5 separate regions of the Homo sapiens genome follow, and all the other regions are linked to region 1. The links are chromatin contacts, found by Hi-C or POLR2A ChIA-PET in ENCODE. All regions are on one chromosome and are shown on one strand. Each heading gives the region's core, a stretch centred on a gene start or an enhancer-like site at or near the end of the contact. The rest is flanking DNA. Distances are from core to core; before and after follow the strand shown. Region 1 holds the start of ZNF367 (zinc finger protein 367). Region 2 holds the start of SEC61B (SEC61 translocon subunit beta). Region 3 holds the start of LINC02603 (long intergenic non-protein coding RNA 2603). Region 4 holds the start of MIRLET7A1HG (miRlet-7a-1/let-7f-1/let-7d cluster host gene). Region 5 holds the start of SLC71A2 (solute carrier family 71 member 2).

Region 1 (2,700 bases), core at 91-2,590:
GGAGACTGCAAGCAATTTTAGCGTCCCATTCCACTATGTGCTCTCAACACCTAGCAAGTAGTATGCTGGATAAATGAAAGGCAGCGAAGGCACAACTTCAGCCGCAGAACAGGCCCAGAAGTCCTTTCTTGCTCTTCGGCTGTCTCTGCAGGGCATCTTTTAACAGGGCGAGGGCGATCTGCAGTAATGGAGCAAACACTGTGCGCTCCCTGCCCTCTCGCAGTCGGTGGAACAACTCAAGGCCCTCATCCCTCTCGTTTCCTCTCGGAACTGAGGACTCGGCAGCCCGCCGGGAGGATGTCAGTGGCCGTTGACCCGGCCTCCCCAGCGACCCCGGGCCGCGCTCCCGCCCACTGCACCTGCCGCAAGGACGGTCTCCCGCGCCGCTCCCGCCTGTCACGTGACAGGCCCCCCCCGACTGGGGCCGGTTTTTGGCGCGCGGCAGTGACGTCAGCATCCTGTCAGCCGCAGCCCCCGCCGTAGCCGGATCGACCTCGCGTTTTCAACTCCGCCCCGCCCGCCGCACCGTTAACGGGCCCCGGCTGCCCCACGTCCCGCCCGCCCGCCCGCCCGCGCCGCTCACCTTGAGGTGGCCGCTGTCTGGGCTGCTCGCTTCCTCCTCGTCCTCACCTCCCGAGGCGGCGGCGGAGGCCGAGGCGGCGGGCGGGGGCGCGCCCCGGCCACGAAGCCCCGAGTGCTCGGCGGCTGCGGCTGCAGGCAGGGCGGCCGAGGCGGCGGCCCCCGCGGCCCCAGGGCTGAGCGTCACGTTGTGTGCGTTCTCGCCCCAGCGCCACGGGTACACCATGAAGTCGCTGAAGCCGGGGCTGGTGGGGATGAGCGGCGGCGGCGGCTCCGGCTCCCCTCCACCGCCGCACGTTGGCTTGATCGGGGTCGTCCTGATGACCGACACCAGCACCCGCTTCGGGGAGTCGTGGCAGAAGATGACGGGCGGCGGCGGCGGCGGCGGGTTCTCCGCCATGGGCGCCTCGAAGCCCCGGATCATCGCCCGGCCCGACCCCCAGCTCCGGCGGCCCCGGGCCGCACTCCTGAGCACCGCTCTGCCCCTCACTCGCTCTGCTCCGAGTCGCAGGCTCAGTCCTGCCGGCTCATGGCAGACTGACGTTTCCCGGAATCCTGCGCAGCAGCCACCTAACTAGTTGAGCAGACGGCACCGGCGGGCAGGGCTGGACCCCAGCCCCAGGTCAAGCGCGCCCTCCGCTCTTTGTACTCCGCAGCGCAGGCTGCAGGGGTGGGAAGCAGCGGGCGGCCCGGCCCTTGCGGTGACAGGAAAGCAGGACGCGCGGCGCTGAGCCCCCAAAAATAACAACCTGCCGCCGCGGTGCCTGCCCCGGCTTTTCCCGCGTTACATTTCGCGCCTGGGCGGAACCAGTCACCGCGAGGCCGCTGCCCGCTGGCCGCACCGGCGAGTGACAGGCGGCGCGAGCCAATGGCCAGGCCTGGCCTTCTTTCCAGCCGGCCGGGGCGGGGCCGGGTCTGCGCGCGGGTCCTTCCCACCTCGCCATTGGCCGCCGCTCTTATATTTTTTTCTGTCTGGAGGGCCAACAGCGTTCGAAACTCCAGTGGAGCGCGCGGCGTCTCCACTCGCCCGGACACACCCGCCTGCCGCCCCGCCCCGCCGTCCCTCCGCGTGGTTAGTCCGGGCCAGGGAGACAAGGGCGGCGGGGAGGGCGGCAAGAGGGCGGCTGATTGGACAGCGGCGGGGCGGGGTCGGGGGGGGTGGTGATCGTTGGGCGGTGGAGGCGCGCGCCCCGCTCGGCCCCGCCCGCCGTTGGTTGTTGGGCCGCGGTTCCCGCGCGCAGGGAGTTTAAAGGGCTGGGGCCCCGCCGCCCGCCCCGCCCTCGGTCCCACCACCCGCCCGGCGGCTGGAGTCTCTGCTGCCCGAGGTCCTGATGGGCACCCGGCGTGCCTGGTTTCTTAATCGAGTTCCGTCTGCTCAGCTGTTGCACGCTCTGTGAACCAGCCCTGTCAGCACCGCCCTGACTCCTCCGGGCCGATTGTGGGCCTCCGGTTCCCCATCTGTGGAAAGGGGAGAGTCCAGGAAGTGGCCTCCGAAGTCCCTGCGGGCCGCTCGCGGCGCGGAGGCCACAAGAGCCGGGCGAGAGTAGACACTCTCACCCTGGACTGATGCCCCGAAGTTGCCTCGGGGATCTCCCCACCCCGGCGACCCCGCTCTACCGAGCGGCTGCTCCGGGAGTCGGGGCAGCGCCCTACTTTGCTCGGCCCCCACCTGCCCCGGCCGCGTCCTAGTACTCGCGCCGGGACGCGCGGAGCCCCAACGTCCTCTGCCCGCCCCGCCCCAGCCCCGCCTGGCTGGCGCCGACCGCGGCCCGGGTGGGGCTCGCAGGCTGCAGAGGAAGGACCGGGCGGAGGGGTTGCCCGGCTTCCTACCCGCTAGATGTGGCCTGGGGAGCTGCGTTTTGTTCTTGGGAATACAGATTCCCAGGCACCGCCTGATTCGCGGTAGGGGCTCAATAAATATTTGCTGAATGGATGAATGAATATCCATTGGTTAAGGGTTAGGATTGGTAATTAAGTTAGAACACGACTGTATAATAACAGATAACTAAGCTGAATAGCTTTTCTCTCTGTGAAAGACACACAAATGCACAGCTATGACTAAATTAAGCCACAATTGTTTAAAAACAAATAAAGGAAACTGTACTGATATGAACAATTTCA
Region 2 (2,700 bases), core at 124-2,623, 2.8 Mb after region 1:
GATGGGGAAAAATGCACGAAGGAAAGAGTCAAGAATAGCTACAGGGCAGATCCAGGTGGACATTATTTACCAAGGTAAAAAGCTTGAACTTTTCTCCAAAAACCAATGGGGAGCCATGTACAAGTTTTAATAGGGGCATGATATATTCAGCTTGGCGTTTTTAACACATGACACTGCTGAGGACGGTGTGGCCTGGCTCCGAACACAAGGACAGTGGGATGCAAATGGCCTGAAAGGAGAGTCAACAAAAATAACAGGTAAGCGGGAAGACAACACGCGAGTTACTCATTAGTAAAAGGTGACTGAAGCTGACTTCTAATACCAGCGTTTCTCAGAGCCCCAAAGACTATCTACCTCGGAATCACCCTATGACCCAGTTAAAATGCAGATGTCTGGGCCCCACCTCAGGGCACCTGGATGAAAACTTCCTGGAGGATGGAACCCCAGCAATCTGCAACTTTAAATGGGCCCACACTAAAGTTAGAGAACCACAGGCTCGCTCACAACCCTGACTTCTCCATGTCAGTTCCGATCTTTGCGAACCGCAGACAGGGAAGGTCTTCTCTCAGGGGTCATGCCCGCGGCCGCCCTCCACGGCGAGGTCCGCACTCGCGCAGCCGGCCCCGCGGCCGCCTCACCTGGTCGCACACTACCACGTCGAACTCCTCGTCGGCGAGGAACAGCACGTAGAGCGCCAGGAAAACCATGCGCACGTAGGCGCAGACGGCGGCGCCGCGGCCGCCCCAGCCCAGGCCTCGCGGCAGCCAGTCCCCGGCACAGCGCACCGGTAGCTCGCGGCTCTCGGCGAAACAGTGGCCCGGGTCGTAGTGCGCTGTCCAGATCTTCACGCTACACCCGCGCGCCTGCAGCGCCAGCGCCGCGTCCAACACCAGCCGCTCAGCGCCGCCCACGCCCAGGTCTGGGTGGAGGAACAGCACCGACGGCTTGGGAACCGAGTCCCGTTCCCGGCCCTGCTCCTCCGCCATGGCCCTGGAGCCGCAACTGCACCCCGCACCCTGATGGGGGTCTTCTGCGCAAGCTCCGCGCTCGTAGCTCCCAGCTGGCCACTGCGGGCCGACCCCGCCCTGCCGTACGTGCGTCAGTTAGGCCACATCAGCGCAAATCTGTGAGGGTCTAGTAACTGCCTGAGAAAATATCTTGTCTGACCCCGGTTATATTTTTCCTTCGGTAGGGATTGGACTTTCTGAAGGACGTTGTGATCCAAAGGAAGGAGGCCGGAGGTCTCTACTTCCCATACAGCAGGTAACTAAGTTGTCTGTAGCAGACTGTCTACAGGCATATCGTGAGACGACCCAGGCGTCCCTGGGGTCAGAGAGGACCTTGCCTGCAAGTCCGGGGGCGGGGCCTGAGTCAGTCTCGCCAGCTGCCGGTCTTTCGGGGGCTCCGTAACTTTCTATCCGTCCGCGTCAGCGCCTTGCCACCCTCATCTCCAATATGGTATGGCGGCCCTTCCATGATCCCCGCCTCTCCCAGAAGCCCTGACTCCTCCTGCTTTGCGCCGTGCTTTTCCTCTGTAGCTCCCTTGCTTCCCCCAGCCTCGGGTGTGGGTGTCTAGGCCGGGGTTCTGGGGCAGGCCTGCCGCGCTCACCCGTCTGTCTGCTTGTCTCCCTCTACAGCCTGGTCCGACCCCCAGTGGCACTAACGTGGGATCCTCAGGGCGCTCTCCCAGCAAAGCAGTGGCCGCCCGGGCGGCGGGATCCACTGTCCGGCAGAGGTAAGGAACCCTGCAGTTCGTTCGCTTCCAGACTCGGAGATAGGACCCAGAACCTCGCTGATTCTGGGGTGGAGACCCTAGCATGTGAAGATTGACAAAGGCAAAATGAGCTTCTAGTGACGTGGCCGTGGGAGTAGTTAAAGGCCTTTTGGGAGGAAGGCGACATTTTTTTTCTCGTTGCTCAGTTTAGGGCACTACTCTTAAAAAAGGAAAGTTAACAAACTGGAATAGAGTCAGAGATAACTTTGAGAAAACCGATGTCATTAAACTGGTGTCTCTGGACCTGAGGTTTGCACTCACATTTCCATCTGGCGGCCCCATAAGCAATCTGTCCTACAGATAACTCGTCCTACACAAAACTTAGTCTCTTTTCAGCTCAGCTCTCTCACTCTCAATTATATCTCCTTACTTCCATATGGCACTGTTGTACACTCATTTACTCAGAGCCAGAAACGTCAGCGTCATCTTGGATTTTTCTTATGCTCTTTCTCTCTCTAGTCATATGCCAGACTTTAAACTCTGCTTGAAAGCTTTCTCATAAGCTCTTTCCTTTTCCCTTTCTACTGCTTTGCATTTGCTACTTAACCCTTTTCTTCAGGCTGTTTGCTTTCCAGTCCATCGTTCGCTCTGCTGTTACTCTTCTGCGTAGTTTCTGTTACTTGTTGCTGAACTAAAAAAAACAAACAAACAAAAAAAAAAAACCGGGGGGATACCAAAGCTCTTAGTGGTCATTTCAGCCTAACCTTTCTTTTTCCTTTTTTTTTTTTTGGGATGGAATCTCACTCTGTCGCCCAGGCTGGAGTGCAGTGGCACGATCTCGGCTCACTACAGCCTTTGCCTCCAGAGTTCAAGCAATTCTCCTGCCTCAGCCTCCTGAGTAGCTGAGACTGCAGGCACGTGCCACCACACCCAGCTAATTTTTTGTATTTTTAGTAGAGACGGGGTTTCACCATGTTAGCCAGGAT
Region 3 (2,700 bases), core at 166-2,665, 2.2 Mb before region 1:
AGCAAGATGGTGGAATGGAAGGCTCCACTGATCATTCCCCCTTGTAAGAAAAACAAGTTAACAACTATTTACACACAAAAGCACCTTCACAAGAACCAAAAATCAGGTAAGCACTCGCAGTACCTGGTTTTTACTTCATATGACTGAAAGAGGCACTGAAAAGGTAGGAAAGACAGTCTTGAATCACCAATGCCCCTGACCCATCCCCCAGCAGTGGCTCTGTGGTGCGGAGAGAGAATCTATGTTCTTGGGAGACGGCAAGCACAGCAATGATGAGACATTGCATTGAACTCAGTGCTGCCCTGTTATACCAGAAAGCAAAACTGGATCAAACACAGCTGATTCTCACGCATGGAGGGAGTATTTACACCAGCCTTAGCCCGAGGAGAATCACCTATCCCAGCAGTTGGAATTTGAGTTACTGCCAATCTCACCACCTCTGGCTAGAGGGCCCTAAATAAACTCGAAAGGCAGCCTGGGCCACAAGGACGGCTCACGCCTGTAATCCCAGCACTTTGGGAGCCTGAAGTGGGAAAATTGCTTGAGGCCAGGAGTTCCAGACCAGCCTGGTCAACATAGCGAGACCCAGATTCTTTTTTTTTTTTTTCCCCCTTGAGAAGGAATCTCACTCTGTTGTCCAGGCTGGAGTACAGTGGTGCGATCTTGGCTCACTGCAACCTCCACCTCCCGAGTTCAAAGTGATTCTCCTGCCTCACCCTCCTGAGTAGCCGGGACTACAGGCGCCCATCACGACGCCCAGGTAATTTTTGTATTTTTAGTAGAGACGGGATTTTACCACATTGGCCAGGCTGCTCTCGAACTCCTGACCTCTGATCCGCCCGCCTCAGCCTCCCAAAGTGCTGGGATTACAGGCGTGAGCCACCGCGCCCGGCCGCGAGACCCAGATTCTAAAAAACAAAACAAAAAATTAGCCCGGTGTGGTGCTATGCACCTGTATTCCCAGCTACTCAGAAAGTTGAGGTGAGAGGATTGCTTGGCCAGGGGTTTGAGGCTGCAGTGAGCTATGATCACACCATTGTACTGCAGCCTGGCCGACAGAGCAAGACCCCTTCTCAAAAAATAAGTAAGTAGATAAAGTTCAGGGGTGTACAATCACAGGTGTGAATTTGCAGGATGGAGGACATGTAACATCTTTTTAAAAAAAAAAAAAATTAGAAGGACCGTATAAAAAGTTAAAGAAGACTTACTGCTCACCTGACCACCCTTCTCATAGACCCGAAAGTTAGATTTTACTTTCTGATTTTTCACAATTTCTCCTGGATGCTGCGGTCCCGCCCCTCGCAGCATTCTGGATGTTGTAGTCCCTCGCTCCAGGGCATCCACGGTAGGGTAGTTGCGCGCCCCGTGGCAGTCTGGGTAGTGTAGTTCCGTGCCCAGGGGCAGTCCGGCTCGCGTACTTCCGCGTTCCGGCATCGTCGCCTGGTGCGTGGTGAGTGTCCTTTCACAGTTCTGGTGAGCTAGCCCGGAGGTGGTCCCCGCTTTCGCGGGCCTTCCACTGGAAGGAAGGTCGGGAAAGCTGGCATGGGCAGTCCATGTCGTGGCCACATGTTCCTTGGTGTTTTGAGTTTCGGCTGTGGGGTCTGGGCGTGCGTGGTCCACCCCGGAGAGAGGTCTTGGCGGAGGTCCTCTGGTGGGGAGGGGGCGTTGGCGTTGTCGCGTGCTTCTGGCGGGACTTTGGGCCCAGTATGTTGACCTGGAGGGGCCAGTGCAGGCCTGGGACCGACTTCCCGAGCTACTTCGCAGGTGCGTCCCCGGTACTTCGGGGGCCGCTGAGTGGGCTCTGCCTGGGGTACCCAGACAGCATCCTGCCACTAGTATCCCGCCATCCCCTCCCCACCATCGCGCCTCGGAGGTCTCTGGGCCAGCAAATGTGCCTTTGGAGGACATGATATCCTCGGTTGGAGCAAACTTCCCCATTAGTGGGAGGCACGCGGCTTGGGCATCAGTCGGGTTGTTTATTTGTTTATTTATTAAATTTTATTTATTTATTTATTTATTTTTGAAACAGAGTCTCTCTCTGTCGCCCAGGCTGGAGTGCAGTGGCGCAATCTCGGTTCACTGCAATCTCCGCGCCCCACCCCAGCCGCCGGGTTCAAGCCATGCTCCCGCGTCAGCCTCCCGAGCAGCTGGGATTACAGGCACCCGCCACCACGCCCGGCTAATTTTTTGGTTTTTGTTTTGTTTTGTTTTTTTGAGACAGAGTTTCGCTCTTGTCGCCCAGGCTGGAGTGCAGTGGCGTGATTCCCCTGCCTCAGGCTCCCGAGTAGCTGGGACTACAGGCGCACGCCACCACGCCCGGCTAATATTTTGTGTTTTAGTAGAGACGGGGTTTCACCATGTTGGCAAGGCTGGTCTCGAACTCCTGACCTCAAGTAATCCCCCCGCCTCGGCCTCCCAAAGTACTGGGATTACAGGCGTGAGCCACCGTGCCCAACCTCAGTCCAGTTATTAGGGCTCTTGTGGATGGCTGGTGCACTGTGGTGGTGATGGTGCAGCTTGGCCACTAGGACCCGGGTTTGTGGGGGAGGATTGTTTGTGGGTAGACATCCAGACTTGGTCTTGATAGTGGGGGGGGGGACGGCTAGGGCCGTGCGACTCGGGTCAGTAGCCTTGGGGCCTGGGGACCCAAGTTGGTGAGTTGAGAAGGGCTTGCCTGGAGTTAGACATCCCTGGGTTGTG
Region 4 (2,700 bases), core at 144-2,643, 2.3 Mb before region 1:
GCTGTGCTAGGTACTTGGCATAGACAGGAACAAAACAGTTTCTGCCCTTGAAGAGTTCCACATCCCCTGCAGCATAACCACACTCTTCCCCTGAACTGTACTCGATCTAGCTCTGGGGCCTGCTCTCTCCTTTCTCAATATATCTTCTAACCTCAAGAAGTCCTCCCCAAATCCTACCCATGGCTTAAGCTCAAGTTTCCCCCCCTCTAGTTTCTTGTTCACTTTAGCTCACAAAATAAAGTCCCCATTAAAAACAAAACGAAACAAACTCCTTTGGCACTTATTGCATACACTAATATGAGTGCTAAAAGGGGAGCTGATACCACCACCTAAGATCATAAATGTAAACGTACAGCATGTCAAGTACTATTTCCCATAGTTCTATTACAGACAAGGACCCACTTTTTTAAAAGTGTTGCACAAAGTCACAATGAATTACAAAAAGCAGAGCTACAGCCCAGGTCTTGCGGTTCCCAGCCATAAAATCTTAAAACTGGCAGAGACCTCAAACGACACCTTAACTAGTGATTTCAGAGTCCTAGCATGTGAAAGTTGTAATGGGGATGGAGGAACTGGGCTTTGGATTAATTTTAAAACAACAAAATCAAGGATTGCTTTGAAAAACATTTGAAGACAAAAATCTTCAAAACATGGGTTGGAAAAGATAACAAAAAAAAGCTCAGGGAGGCTGAGGTGGGAGGATCTCTAGAGTCCGGATGTCGAGGCTACAGTGAGCCGTGACCCACGCCACTGCACTCCAGCCCTGGAGAAAGAGCGAGAGACCGTGTCTCGAAAAAACAAACAACAAAAAAACCCTCAGACCCCAAAACGTCAAGGAATAAAAGTAAAAGGTTGGGCGGACACAACTCCTCCATTTGACAGATGAGCAAACTGAGGCACAGAACTCCAGGAGGCCTGGCCAAGGCCTCCTGGAGGGAACAGGGTCAGTTGACGGAAAAGAGCCAGAGGCTGCACGCTGGACAGCGTTCGGACCTTCCGGGTCGCGCACGTGTAAATTGCCCCCAGGAGCCTGAGGGAGCAAAGCAGCCGCCCCGCCCCGCGGGCAGCGCGTTCAGCGGCCACGTGACACAGCCAGCCCATCACGCGCAAAGGGCAGGGCCTGGAGGACACCACCCCCGCCACTCTCTCAGCCCTCCACTAGGAAAGAAGGAGATGGTATTGGTGGGCGGGCCAGACCCGCCTCCCCCACGGTGGCCACCCCGCGCGAGGCGGGCCCAGCCGCCGCCCTCCAGTGAGGGGACGGACGAGCTCAGCTAGGCCAAGGCGAAAGAGCGACGCGCACTTCAATCAGACGGCTTCACCAATGGGCTTGCGCGCTTTCCGCGGCGCCCGCCCCTGCATCGGCCTCCCGGCGACCGCGCTGCTTTCCCTCAGGCCGCCGCGGCGGCGCCCGCCCGCGCCTCCATCCGGGTCCTGGCGCGGTGCTCTCCCGGCAGCGACGGGCGCGAGGGCCGGGGCATTCCCACGGCCGCGACGGCCCTCTCCGCGAGCGCGAGGTGGGTATGGCGGACGCGGCAGCGAGCGCGGGTCCGTCGCCATTTTATTTCGCGGAGACTCGCGGCAGCGGGTGGGCAGAATGGGAGAGCCGTGCGCCGGCCCGCGCCTGTCCGGCTAACGCGGGCTGGGACTGGTGGGGCGGCCTGCCCCCTCCAGCGGGCGGGTGGCCCCGGGGGGCCGGCGGGCTGCTAGCGGAAGTCGCGGGCGCTCGGGGCACGGGGGAGGGGTGCCGCGTGGCCGCCGCGGGGCCGGCTCCAACCCCCTCCGCTTCCCGCCCAGCTCCTCACCGACAGGGCGGGGGAGGGGGGGTCATTCTTCACATTCCTTACCCCGCCCTTCCCCCCGCTTCAATCAAACTTGGGGCGGGCGGAAGGCCCGCCTTCCGGCCGGCGCCTGTTGGCCGGCGCCGCCTCTGACTGTGGCGTGACTGGTTGTAGGCGCCGCCAGGTGCCTCTGACGTCACTTCCGCTATCAAGTTTGTGGGCCGGGGAGACCTTGGCCTTGGGGGTTGGGATGAAGGAGGGAAGGTAGGAAGTGCGAGGGGCGGGGGGACAGGGCGGGAAGGCGCGGGCGGGGAGGGCGGGAGAGTCGTGGCTGGCTGCATGCCCCTGCTCCCCGCGGCCAAGTGCAGCCTCCCTTCCTGAAGCAGCTGCTGCGGCTGGAGGTCCGCTGCGGCAGCCGTCCTTGGCGAGGGGGAGGGGAACGCGGGAGCGGGAGGAAATCGTATCCCGGGGGACGGGGCTTGGAGATTTGCGACTCGGTGTCACCGGAAACAGCGCTGGCCTTTTGAGTCGACGCTGCAAACTCTTGGAACCGAGTGCCTCTCAGAAGGCTTGCTAATAAACTTCCCGGGCGGGCTCTAGTGTGAGGAATGTGGTAACCTGTATGTCCTTGGCCAGTAATGCCCTTCGGTCTTTCAACTTTTTACAGTAGATTCTGTGTCAGAGGTAATGGTATGTATTCTTCAACTTACCGGTTTTTAAAAAATTGACTAACGAGAGGGCGGGCAGACAGGAAAAAGGCAGGGAAGACAGTGAATGTTAAAATTTTGAGGTAAATCAGGAGACTGGTTGAGTTTTGCTTTTTAACTTCATTGATAATACTGCTTTCTTGGCATACAGTTCCTAAAGTTAAAGCATCATGTGGCATTCCTTTGCATTTATTTCTGTTGGCCTGAAGTAT
Region 5 (2,728 bases), core at 166-2,665, 2.0 Mb before region 1:
ACTGTAGCCTGGGTGACAGAGCAAGACTCTGTCTCAAATAAATAAATAAATAAATAAAAGTAAAGACTTCTGCAAAGTGTGTGTGTGTGTGTTTGGGGGTAGTGGGTGGGAAGCGAAAAAGAGGCTTTTTTTTTTTTTTTTTTTGGAGACGAAGTCTCACTCTTGTCACCCAGGGTGGAGTGCAGTGCACCATCTCGGCTCACTGCAACCTCCGCCTCCTGGGTTCAAGCGATTCTCTTCCCTCAGCCTCCCAAGTAGCTGGGATTACAGGCATCCGCCACCATGCCCGGCTAACTTCTGTATTTTTAGTAGAGACGGGGTTTCACCATGTTGGCCAGGCTGGTCTGGAACTCTTGACCTCAGGCGATCCGCCCACCTCTGCCTGCCAAAGTCCTGGGATTACAGGCGTGAGCCACCACGCCCAACCTGAAAAAATTCTTAAATGAAATGACTTTAATTCAATTAAAATTACTAATCCTGTTAATAGAAATAATTTTATTCTTTTTTCTATTGATGTTTGTAAAAAGATTTTTTTTTTTTTTTTGTGAGACAGAGCCTCACTCTGTCGCCCAGGATGGAGTGCAGTGACGCTATCTCGGCTCACTGCAACCTCCGGCTCCCAGGTTCAAGCTATTCTCCTGCCTCAGCCTCCCGAGTAGCTTGGATTACAGGCGTGCGCCACCAAGCCCGGCTAATTTTTTTGGTGTTTTTTGTTTTTGTTTTTGTTTTTTAGTAGAGACAGGGTTTCACCGCGTTGGCCAGGCTGGTCTCTAACTCCTGACCTCAGGTGAACCAGCCGCCTCGGCCTCCCAAAGTGCTGGGATTATAGGTGTGGGCCACCGCTCCAGGCCTGTAGGCTTTTTTATATTTCAGTATTAGGTGCATATCTTTCAAAATAAATAAACATAAGCCAGGCTTTTCCAACTGCGTCCTACACATTCTACAAGATATTAATCATGTGTCAAGAATAAAAAGTGTTGTGTTCAAGTACGTTTGGGAAACATTGCTAGTATATTATTTTCTTCTTAGAGAACCATAGAAAAACTTGAGAGGTTGGCGGGTTGGCGCAAACCAAGACCAAAACTGAACTGCAATCACTACCAAACCCCCACGAGTTTGCCCCTCCCCGCTTGCTAGCCTCAGTCCAGATTCTCCGGAAAAAGAAATCAGTCGTACGGGCTCTCGAAATGACGTACTTCCCGCGCGCCGCGAAGTCCTGATGCCAAGGGGCCAGTCGCGAGGTAAAGGAGGGGTCTCTGAAGTGGGCGTGGCGTCGCTGGAGGCTACTCAGGCGCGGGACTCGTTCTCGAGGCGGGAGCTGAGGTGCGGGGCGGGGCCTCCTGCCCGGCGCCGGCCTGTGGGGAGGCGGGGCGGGGCACAGTCTCTTAACCGTGCAGCCCGCCCCTGACGCCGCCGGTAACTGCGAGAGTCGGGGTCGGTGCGGTTTGATAAGTGGTCGGTTCCTGGAGCTGCGGTCTTCTGCTAGCCTGATCCGCAGCTTCAGCCTCCGCCGCCTCCTCAGCCCTCGGCGCCGCCGCTGGCGCCGCCGCCTGACCCGCAGGCCGCCGCGGGCCGCAGAGCCCATGAGGGCGCGGGCACCGCCGCCGCCTCCGCGGCGTCGCCGTCGTCCCGGAGCGCCCCGGGCTGGCGCGGGCATGGCCGCGGCATGAGCGTGGAGCCGCCGCCGGAGCTGGAGGAGAAGGCGGCGTCGGAGCCCGAGGCGGGAGCCATGCCGGAGAAGCGCGCGGGCGCGCAGGCCGCGGGGAGCACCTGGGTGAGCGCGGGCGCGGGGCCCGGCTGCCTGAATCCCGGGGAGGCTGGGTGGGGTCGCACCCAGGGCCCGCGAGCCCGCCGCTCCGGGCAGGGGCTTCGGCTCTTGGAAAGTCGGTCCTTTTCTGGGGGGGGAGGCGAATTCATCACGAATACAGGTTTTTCCTAGTGACTGCTCATCGCAGACAAAACTTTACAGGATTTGGTTATTGTTTCAAAAGGCGCTAGACATGGGACAGTGAATATAAGTAGTAATTTGGTTATTTCGGAGTTCTCCGTCCCTGTAACAGTTGATAACAGTTTTCCTGGCGCAGTTTCTCTCCAAGTCTACATGGAAAACAGGTAGGGAGCATTTGAATCAGACCGTCGACGGGGAAGTTGGCGGCAGATGCCGGGCAGCGCCTTGCTGCTCCTTCCGTGTTCTCCCGGCGTCGGAGGGGCGGTCCTAGCGATGGGGAGCAGAGTTTCCAGGGGCGTTGCTGGGGACCAGCCGAGGAGCAAGTTAGGCTGGCCTCTTTCTCCAGTTTTACTTTTGCTTGAGGTCGAGATGGCTTCTGACAATGATACAGAAGCAATTGAGCCCTGACTTAACTGGCCTGGTTTCGGCAGAACAGGCCTTGTCTGTGTCAGTGGTTTCATATGGTGCAATATTAAGCCTAGAGGGTTTGTCGTTTCTTCAAGGCCTAAGTTTAAAAAGGATTTTTTTTTTTTGGTCTTAGGACCTGAAATATAGAGAATGTTACAGTGAATAGAAACTGACACAATGGGAAAGTTTTTCCAAAGAAAAGTAGAAATTTTATGGAAATTAAATACATGTTTTTGGCTTTAGATTTTTAGCTTACATATCTGATTTTGTGTTTAGTTGAAGAATGCTAAGTGTTTACATGAACGTATTTGGGGATGTAAATCCCTATTAGTAGGTTGGGAGGGCAGCTGAAGCAGAAGGAGCAGTAGGTAG

What was found. A loop is a pair of places that touch in the nucleus more often than their neighbours do. ChIA-PET counts read pairs that join two places held with the same protein, here RNA polymerase II (POLR2A). Pooled maps may share reads with other maps.
Region 2: a loop to region 1 is called in a map of CD8-positive, alpha-beta T cell, with 18 times the contacts of the local background. The contact joins the promoter of SEC61B here to the promoter of ZNF367 in region 1. A Hi-C loop is called at or near these places in 1 of 168 maps with a recorded cell type or tissue (CD8-positive, alpha-beta T cell), 1 of 37 single-sample maps with no recorded cell type and 6 of 50 pooled maps.
Region 3: a pooled map shows a loop between it and region 1 (13-fold over the local background). The contact joins the promoter of LINC02603 here to the promoter of ZNF367 in region 1. A Hi-C loop is called at or near these places in 1 of 37 single-sample maps with no recorded cell type and 5 of 50 pooled maps. POLR2A ChIA-PET finds 5 or more read pairs at or near these places in 1 of 52 experiments (activated T-cell).
Region 4: a map of CD8-positive, alpha-beta T cell shows a loop between it and region 1 (6-fold over the local background). The contact joins the promoter of MIRLET7A1HG here to the promoter of ZNF367 in region 1. A Hi-C loop is called at or near these places in 2 of 168 maps with a recorded cell type or tissue (CD8-positive, alpha-beta T cell and naive thymus-derived CD4-positive, alpha-beta T cell), 17 of 37 single-sample maps with no recorded cell type and 15 of 50 pooled maps.
Region 5: a map of CD8-positive, alpha-beta T cell shows a loop between it and region 1 (9-fold over the local background). The contact joins the promoter of SLC71A2 here to the promoter of ZNF367 in region 1. A Hi-C loop is called at or near these places in 1 of 168 maps with a recorded cell type or tissue (CD8-positive, alpha-beta T cell), 1 of 37 single-sample maps with no recorded cell type and 8 of 50 pooled maps.

What each region holds. Positions count from the first base shown.
Region 1 is chr9:96,417,030-96,419,729 of GRCh38, forward strand. ZNF367 (zinc finger protein 367) reads right to left here and starts at 1,341. Exons shown (of 5, transcript NM_153695.4): 1 at 584-1,341. The coding sequence starts at 1,003. RefSeq lists enhancers at 1-147, 1,622-2,155, 2,156-2,689 and silencers at 508-747, 1,048-1,187, 1,298-1,957, 2,218-2,487.
Region 2 is chr9:99,220,909-99,223,608 of GRCh38, forward strand. SEC61B (SEC61 translocon subunit beta) reads left to right here and starts at 1,374. Exons shown (of 4, transcript NM_006808.3): 1 at 1,374-1,458; 2 at 1,638-1,735. The coding sequence starts at 1,456. ALG2 (ALG2 alpha-1,3/1,6-mannosyltransferase) reads right to left here and starts at 1,034. Exons shown (of 2, transcript NM_033087.4): 1 at 639-1,034. The coding sequence starts at 986. RefSeq lists an enhancer at 1,124-1,443.
Region 3 is chr9:94,257,896-94,260,595 of GRCh38, forward strand. It overlaps LINC02603 (long intergenic non-protein coding RNA 2603), which reads right to left and starts at 1,416. Exons shown (of 3, transcript NR_160773.1): 1 at 1,216-1,416. ZNF169 (zinc finger protein 169) reads left to right here and starts at 1,403. Exons shown (of 5, transcript NM_194320.4): 1 at 1,403-1,450. RefSeq lists enhancers at 922-1,567, 1,406-1,725, 1,568-2,214, 1,756-1,885, 2,215-2,700.
Region 4 is chr9:94,164,865-94,167,564 of GRCh38, forward strand. It overlaps MIRLET7A1HG (miRlet-7a-1/let-7f-1/let-7d cluster host gene), which reads left to right and starts at 1,394. Exons shown (of 5, transcript NR_170278.1): 1 at 1,394-1,517. RefSeq lists an enhancer at 759-1,323 and silencers at 1,019-1,818, 2,049-2,118.
Region 5 is chr9:94,373,154-94,375,881 of GRCh38, forward strand. It overlaps SLC71A2 (solute carrier family 71 member 2), which reads left to right and starts at 1,416. Exons shown (of 12, transcript NM_032558.3): 1 at 1,416-1,774. The coding sequence starts at 1,667. RefSeq lists enhancers at 1,184-1,685, 1,686-2,185 and a silencer at 1,235-1,634.